Linked DNA regions of Homo sapiens: region 1 is linked to region 2. Evidence: chromatin contacts called from ENCODE Hi-C data. All regions are on one chromosome and are shown on one strand. The core of a region is the stretch at or near the end of the contact, and the rest is flanking DNA. Distances in the headings are between cores, read along the strand shown.

Evidence for each region. Hi-C counts contacts between places; a loop is a spot of excess contacts on that map. Pooled maps may share reads with other maps.
Region 1: a loop to region 2 is called in a map of mammary epithelial cell, with 12 times the contacts of the local background. The contact joins two enhancer-like sites. A Hi-C loop is called at or near these places in 5 of 168 maps with a recorded cell type or tissue (Caco-2, PC-3, PC-9 and 2 more) and 8 of 50 pooled maps.

What each region holds. Positions count from the first base shown.
Region 1 is chr13:90,865,312-90,869,127 of GRCh38, reverse strand. No RefSeq gene overlaps it. Among named protein-coding and RNA genes, the nearest start is that of LINC00410, 59 kb to the left of the region's middle. Within about 2 kb of position 2,272, at least 3 of the 41 ENCODE cell types and tissues checked have a DNase peak (open chromatin) inside an H3K27ac peak, as active enhancers do.
Region 2 is chr13:90,500,096-90,503,856 of GRCh38, reverse strand. All of the region lies in intron 2 of LINC01049 (long intergenic non-protein coding RNA 1049), which reads right to left. Among named protein-coding and RNA genes, the nearest start is that of LINC01049, 8.7 kb to the right of the region's middle. Within about 2 kb of position 1,561, at least 2 of the 41 ENCODE cell types and tissues checked have a DNase peak (open chromatin) inside an H3K27ac peak, as active enhancers do.

The sequences.
Region 1 (3,816 bases), core at 1,023-3,522, 360 kb before region 2:
CAATCCTTTGGGCTGCTTTATTGGAGTAATCACTTAAGGCTAGGACAGTTTGTTTTTTCCAAGTTCAGGATTCATCCAGGCAGGTTTTAGGAATTACTTCGTATTATATTGAGTATACTCATATAAATATATTGCAAATAAAATATAATTTGTAATTCATTTCTGATAAAGTTCATCTGAAGATAAATTACCCTTGAACAACATGGGTTTGATCAGCATGGGTCCACTTATATGCAGTTTTTTCAATAAATATATTGGAAATTTTTTGGAGATTTGTGACAATTTGAGAAAACACGCAGATGAACTGCATAACCTAAAAAGTCAGAAAATTAAGAGAAAGTTAGGTATGTCATTAATGCATAAAATATACGTAGATACTAGTTTATTTGTTAAATTGACTATGTATTTGTTAAATTGACCAGTAAATCTTCTGGTCAACAGTGGGCTATTAGTTCTAAGTTTTGGGGAACTCAGAAGATATATACAGATTTTTTACTGCATAAGAGTGGCACCCCAATCCCTGCATTGTTCAATGGTCAACTGTATTGCTATTTTACTATTAAAATTATCTCATAAATATTGATGAAATCATTGATTTAACTGATAATTCATTGTACATGGCATCAGAGTCAGTCCACAAGGGGGCTCCCTTGCTCTAATTTTCAGAATTTTCCCTTAAAATGGATTATGACACTTTGGAAGATTTTTTATCTTTGCAAAAGAATTTAATAAACCAATTTTAAATGCACCAGAAACTCTGAAATATATTAATGGGTCACATTAACCTGAAAGAAAGAAGTACAGCCTCCACACTCTCTGGGGCATGTCATTTTCCTTAGTGAAAAACTTTCTTCACTGAATGTTATCTTGGTAGTCAAGTATGACAAAGTTGTGCTTCTCTAAGTTGTGCAAAACCAACTATATCACTGATTGCCTAAACACTGCAAGACAAATAACATAATTACAATGGTTAAGATCTGTAAGACCTTCAGGATTTCCAAATGACAAATGCTATTTCAAATGGGCAGCCACATAGCACACAAAACTAGACTTTTGGTTTATAAAAACATTTTTATAACATCTTTTTTAAAAAAGAAAAATAATCCTATTTATTCCTTCAATAAAATAAGATTTGAAAGCATTTGAAAATATCTAGTCAACTAAGCATCTGTTAGTTACTTTTTCAGGAATGCCACTGTTTATTCTGTTTGGTTCAGAAAAATATTTGAGTGCTGGTTTCATCGCAAATACTGCTTTGAAAACCAGAGAAGTTTTTAAACTTCTCTGATATCCCAAGCAGCTCACAGTTTCCAAGTGGAGAGTGAAACAGAAACAATCATACAGCAAAATGATGGAGGTGCTGAATAATACAGGGGGTTTTGCATCTTGATAAGCCAGAAAAGAAGACTGAATTTACCTCAGGTTTAAATATATCTGAATATAATGCATTATTTGACCTTTTTTAAGGCAAATACTTGTTGCTTCTTTTGCCTTGTACCAGTTGATGTGCTTCATAATATTTGCACATCCTCTTATATCATCCTTCCTCATACCGTGCAGTGGGTGTGACCATTAGCTTCCATTTCAGGCCTTTGAGCACCATTATTTCCCCTGTCAACAATGGAGGACTGATTAATCCCGACGCCCAGTTCGGCCTCTAGGTGGTGCACAAGTCTTTTTTGTTGTAAAGCTGACATCACACCTCTGATTAGTCTCTCTTTTCTTAACAAAGAAATTTCTCAGAAAACACTGCTATAGGCTTTCAAGTCTCACAAGATTCCATGAGTAGCAACCAATTCACAGGAGGAATAAAACACATGATGGGAAGGTTTTTGTTTTTGTTTTAGGATGGAGTCTAGCCCTGTCACCCAGGTTGGAGTGCAGTGGCACCGTCTTGGCTCACTGCAACCTCCGCCTCCCAGTCCCTGTTCAAGCAATTCTCCTGTCTCCCGAGTAGCTGGGATTACAGGGGCCGGCCACCATGCCCAGCTAATTTTTGTATTTTTAGTAGAGGTGTGGTTTCGCCATGTTGGCCAGGGTGGTCTCAAACTGACCTCAGGTGATCCACCTGCCTCGGCCTCCCAAAGTCCTGGGATTACAGGCGTGAGCCACCGCGTCCAGCCTGATGGGAAGTTTTGTGTTACCAAGAGCAACACTAAAATCACTGAAATGTTTTTAAAAGGGGGGAAGGATAGAAACAGGGTAGAAGAATGGTTGCTAAGACTGGCGGAAAGGGAAGTGGGGAGCTGTTTGTCGAAGAGTACAAAGTTTCAGTTGTGCAAGATGAATCAGCTCTGGAGATCTAATGTACACAGAGTGGTGACTGTAGCTAACAATACAGTATTGTGTACTTGACATATGCTTAGATCTGAAGTGTTCTCACCACACACACACACACACACAGTAACCGTGCAAGTGACAGATATGTTAATTTGCTCGATTGTGGGATCATTTCACAATGTATATGTTTATCAAAAGGTCAAGTTGTAGATCTTAGATATACACAATTACTACTTGTCAATTATACCTCAGTAAAGCTGAACAAAAAGAGGGGTGTTGGGGGATATTGAACTTTTGGAATGATAGATATGAGCTGACCATGGAAGGTAAGCTCTAAAACGTCAAGGATCTTTGTCTTTTTCTTTCCCCATTTTTGTATCTCTAGCACCTAGTTTATAGTAAACATTCAAAAATTACTTGTTTAATAATTTGCATCCCTAACACATTTCCTTTTAAGACTCAGAGAGTGAATATTTTTGAGTTTGTTGGCCATACAGATTGTATAGCAGCTATCCAACTGCAGTCTTCATGAGAAACTAGCATAGCCAATATAAGAAAATGCATCGTTCTGTTCCAGTAAAACTTCTTTTACAAAAACAGCTGGCTAGCCTACTAGCAGTGGCTTGCCAAACCCTGGTCTGGACTCTTCTACTCCTGCTAATGCAGTTCCTTGGGTGTTCAACATTTTAGAAATTGATACTTCAAGCTTGTGAAAAAGAGATACTATGGCCGTGTGGAATCATGCCTTGAAAATTACATTAGAACCTTTTTGCTTATATGAGAGATCAATAGAAATGATGAATTCATGATTATTATCTATATTTCTCTCTTTTGGAGGTTGTGATTCTTTTGTGAGCACCACTAATTATATTGGAAGAGTCTCTCCAATCCCATATTTCATGTTGATCATAGCTTTGGGAATAAGTAGTAATCTCTCGTGGGGTAGAATAAGTAGAGGTCTTTCCCATCTGCTTGTTTTCAGTTTAAATGTTTATTTGCCCTATAACTGTAATATTTTCATTACCAGAATCACTTAGAAAAAAACATACAATAAAAAAATCTGCCTCAAAACTTTGCTCTATTTAATTCAGCAAGAAAGACTATGAGCCTCAGGATACGTAAGTTTTACTGTACTTCTTAAAGAACTAAACTTTAGTTCTTTAAAGTTCAGTGGCAAACCCTGCTTTTGTGATTCCACATTCTCTCAGCCACTGCATCCACACCTTCAACCCCTGCATGTCACTGCAGTAAGTGTTGGTGAAGGTGCAACGACCACAACAACAACCCTCCACAGAGAGAGATACCCTCGAAAAGAGAACAAGGATGCACTAAGATCCTCTGCTTCTAATTTATTAATGTTTTTTACATTGTATCAGTTAAGTTTTCTGTGTCAACTTGTCTGAGCCATGGGATGTCCAGGTATTTATTCGAATATAATTCTGAGTGTTTAATATTTGAATCAGCAGACTAAGTAGAGGAGATTGCCCTTTCTAATGTGGGTGGACCTCATTCAATCAGCTGAAGGCCTAAATAGAA
Region 2 (3,761 bases), core at 312-2,811:
TACCTCCTCATGCTTAGCCTTTTCTTCATATAACAAAATATTTCGAGTGGGAGTCACCTATAACCAAATATAAAAACAAGCCCATAAATTATAAATACCAAAAATATAGAAACAATTGTGTAAATAAAATAATTTGTATCCAGTTTACATTGGCTTTTATGAATTTTATCTCTTGTTTACCTCAAGCCCTCCAGCACAGAGTCCTGGTTTTGTCTGTGTGTGTGTGTGTGTGTGTGCATGTGTAGTATATTGTCGTATTCCTAATACACTGAGTTATCTCATTGGTTTTGCCAAAAACACTCATGATACATATTTTTGTCACTATGGAGGAACAGTTAGCTTTTTGAGTAATTGTGTCAGGGATGCCCAGGACCATTGTCAGATTCAAAGATTCACCAGAGCGACTCACTGAAATCAGCAAAGCTGTCACATTCATGGTAGTAGTTTATTACAGGTAAAGGATACAGCTTAAAATTAGCAAGATAAAAGACACTTAACAGCAGATGGTCCAAGAGAGACCAGGAACAAGCTTCTAGTTGTCCTCTCTCACTGGAAGCACTGAAATAGTGCTTAATTCTCCAAGCAACGATGTGTGACAGCACATGTAAAGTGGTGCCAATCAGAGAAGTTCACGTGAACCACGGTTCCCAGGGTTTTTGATTTATATGACTTATAGTATTTTTACCTATATGACTTAAAGGTAAATCATATAGGCATGTGGCTCTCATTTGATTCACCTGAGCTACTCAGACCCAGAACCCCCAGAATTCAAACTGGTACAGTGTGACCCAAAGCTCCAGGAATAGAAAACAAGCATCTACCATTAATCACATTGTTAGCATAAACTGTCTGGCATTTCCAAGGTCTCAAATCTACAAAAGCACTCTTTGTATTCCAAAAGACTCTTAAGAGTTCAGAGGTTATCTCCCAGGAGCCGATCAAGGGCTGGTCCTGAAGACCTTTGGAATCTGCAGTTTGGGCAAGCTAGACCTGCTGAGTTAACCCTTTGCTGCACAATAATATTGAAGAGTACAGGCACACGGAATAGCTACTTTTTCTCCCTTTTTCTCAGTGGCACCTGTATGAAAGGGTAAGGCAGTGGCAATTGGTAAAAAGGGCAAGGAAGCTTTCTTTAAAACTACTATTTTTCTTAAGTTGAACATATACTTAGGAGGATGATAACTGCAACCAATCACACTCTATCCAGCTGCCCTTTAGCTACCTCTCTTGCCTTAACAACTTCTGAAGAAAAATTCAGTGGAAACTTCCAGAAGAACAGACACTCTAGAGTATGCTCCTTGCTTTCTCATTGGCCCACTTAGTCTTGAATCTCACATTACCCAGTGGTCTACATGGCATCATTTTCTCACTGAGTGCCTACTCTTGGCACCATAACTGTGTTTGCTGAATCTGCTTTCACTCCCTGGCACCCCTCCACTAACAATTTGGATGTAATGGTGTAGTGTGCTTTGCTCAATTTGATGGCAAGCTTACAAGTGAGGGTGTTGATTACTGCATCACAGTTCAACAACTCTGGGTGACAGTGCACAAAAGCATAGCCATGGCATCTGGCTGGGCACACAGGCACAGACAAGCCATTGGCGGGAAGACTTATGATTATTCATGGCTGATCCTGATAATCTAGAGCCCAGAGTGTGGGCAAAGCATTTCTTTCCTTTGCCCTCCTGTCACCTTTAAGTCTACACACAGCCTCATTTTAGTGGATTCCTTAAATCCTCTTATTCTTGGACCTCCCCTCCATTCTTTTACCCTTCTGGGTTCTGCAGAGATCCCAGGCTTTACCCTTATAACTATTTCAGTTGAGATTATTGAGCTAGGTTTGCTCCTTATATCTGAGACCAGGGATATCAAGTGATTGTTCATTGGCTAGATTAGAGACCTATTTCTGACTTTATTATATTTTTTAACCTAAGAAGCACTATAAAAGATCTTTACCTTCAAGAAATTACAAGGAAAGAAACATCTTCAGCTAATTTGATGATCTCTTAGTGAAGGAGAAAGATAATAATGCTCTGTTTTATATGTTTTTACTGTTATGTTTCTACTCTTTTATTTGTAAGCAGGTATCATGCCTGTGTGTACATATGCACATATGTGTATGGCTGTATATTGTACACATAAATTAGAAACTCTGGAGGTGTCTCCCAACAATTTGTGTTTTGACATGTCCTTCAGGTGCTTCTGAAGCACACTCAAATTTAAGAACCACTATCTTAGACAATGGAGCAATGGAAAACACATATGAGTTTAAAAATTAGGCATTGTAGATTAATATTATTGTGATGTTTTATGCTTGATAAATAGATACACAAGTAATACAGATAACTTGTGATTCTGACAGTGAATATCTAGAAATCAATGAATGATAGCTACAGATAATATTGTCCCTGTCTTTCAGTTTAAGCAGAGGAATGTTTCCTGCTCTCACTAAAATTTCTTCCTTGTGTCAAATAAAGCAGTTGATGCATGAATAGTTGGTTTTGACTGGGGAGGGTGACGTTTTCCTTTAGCAGATCTGACGACAGAGCAGCTCTGTCCCTACATTTTTTCTAGATGCAAATTATGTGTAAAAATGTCAATGAAAACATGTTTCTGCTTCAGATATAACAGATTCGACACTCTAGATAGATGGAAACTAGTCAAGGTCAATGTATCTACTGTTTTATCCCTGCAGCAAGTACTAAAAATAACTGGACTCAATATCAAGACAACATATATGAGCACAACAGAATATTTTTCAATAAATATCTTTCTAGTCTTGAAAAGTATCAGACAGTAAGCTAAAATTGCTCTTATATATACTATATCTGATCTGCACATATCCAGTCTATCAACTTGCCTATCTCATCGTTAGTTTATGAGATTGAATGAAAAATATGAGCCCTAAGGAAATCCAGGTCTTAATCCTCAAAACCTGCGAATATGTTATCTTACGCCAAAAAGAGGAGAGAAGGCTTGGCAAATGTGATTAAGGTTATGAACCTTGAGAGTGGGAGATTATTTTGGAGTATCTGTGTGAGCCCAGTCTAATCACATGGGTCCTTTAAAGTGGAATAACTTTCCTGGCTGTGGTCAGAGAGATATGTGACTGTGGAAGCAGCCCCAAGAGGTGTGATATGAGAACCACATGATGCCAGTTTCTGGTTCTGAGATGTGGGGGCTATGCTCAAGGGCTAGAGAAAGTCCTCTAGAAGCTAAGAGTGTCTCTAGACTGATAACTAAAGCCAACAAGAAAATACAGGCCTCAGTCTCTGCATTTGTGTTATTGGACAGTTTTCACCAGTGTTACAATATATAATTTTATAGTAAGCCACGACATTTATTATGTGGAATTTTCATTTCTTTCTGCTTCAAAATTGACACCTTTGTTCTTGGCTCTACATTTTAATATACAATCTAATATTAATTGTTTACTCATACCAAATGGGTTAAAAATAAAACAGGGGCATTTTTATTGAAAACGCATTGCCTCGGCCGGGAGCGGTGGCTCACACCTGTAATCCCAGCACTTTGGAAGGCTGAGGCAGATGGATCACGAGGTCAGGAAATCAAGACCCTCCTGGCCAACATGGTGAAACCCCATCTCTACTAAAAATACGAAAATTAGCTGGGTGTGGCGGTGCGCACCTATAGTCCCAGCTACTCGGGAGGCTGAGGCAGGAGAATCCCTTGAATCTGGGAGGCGGAGGTTGCAGTGAGCCAAGCTCGTGCCACCCTACTCCAGCCTGGAGACAGAGCAA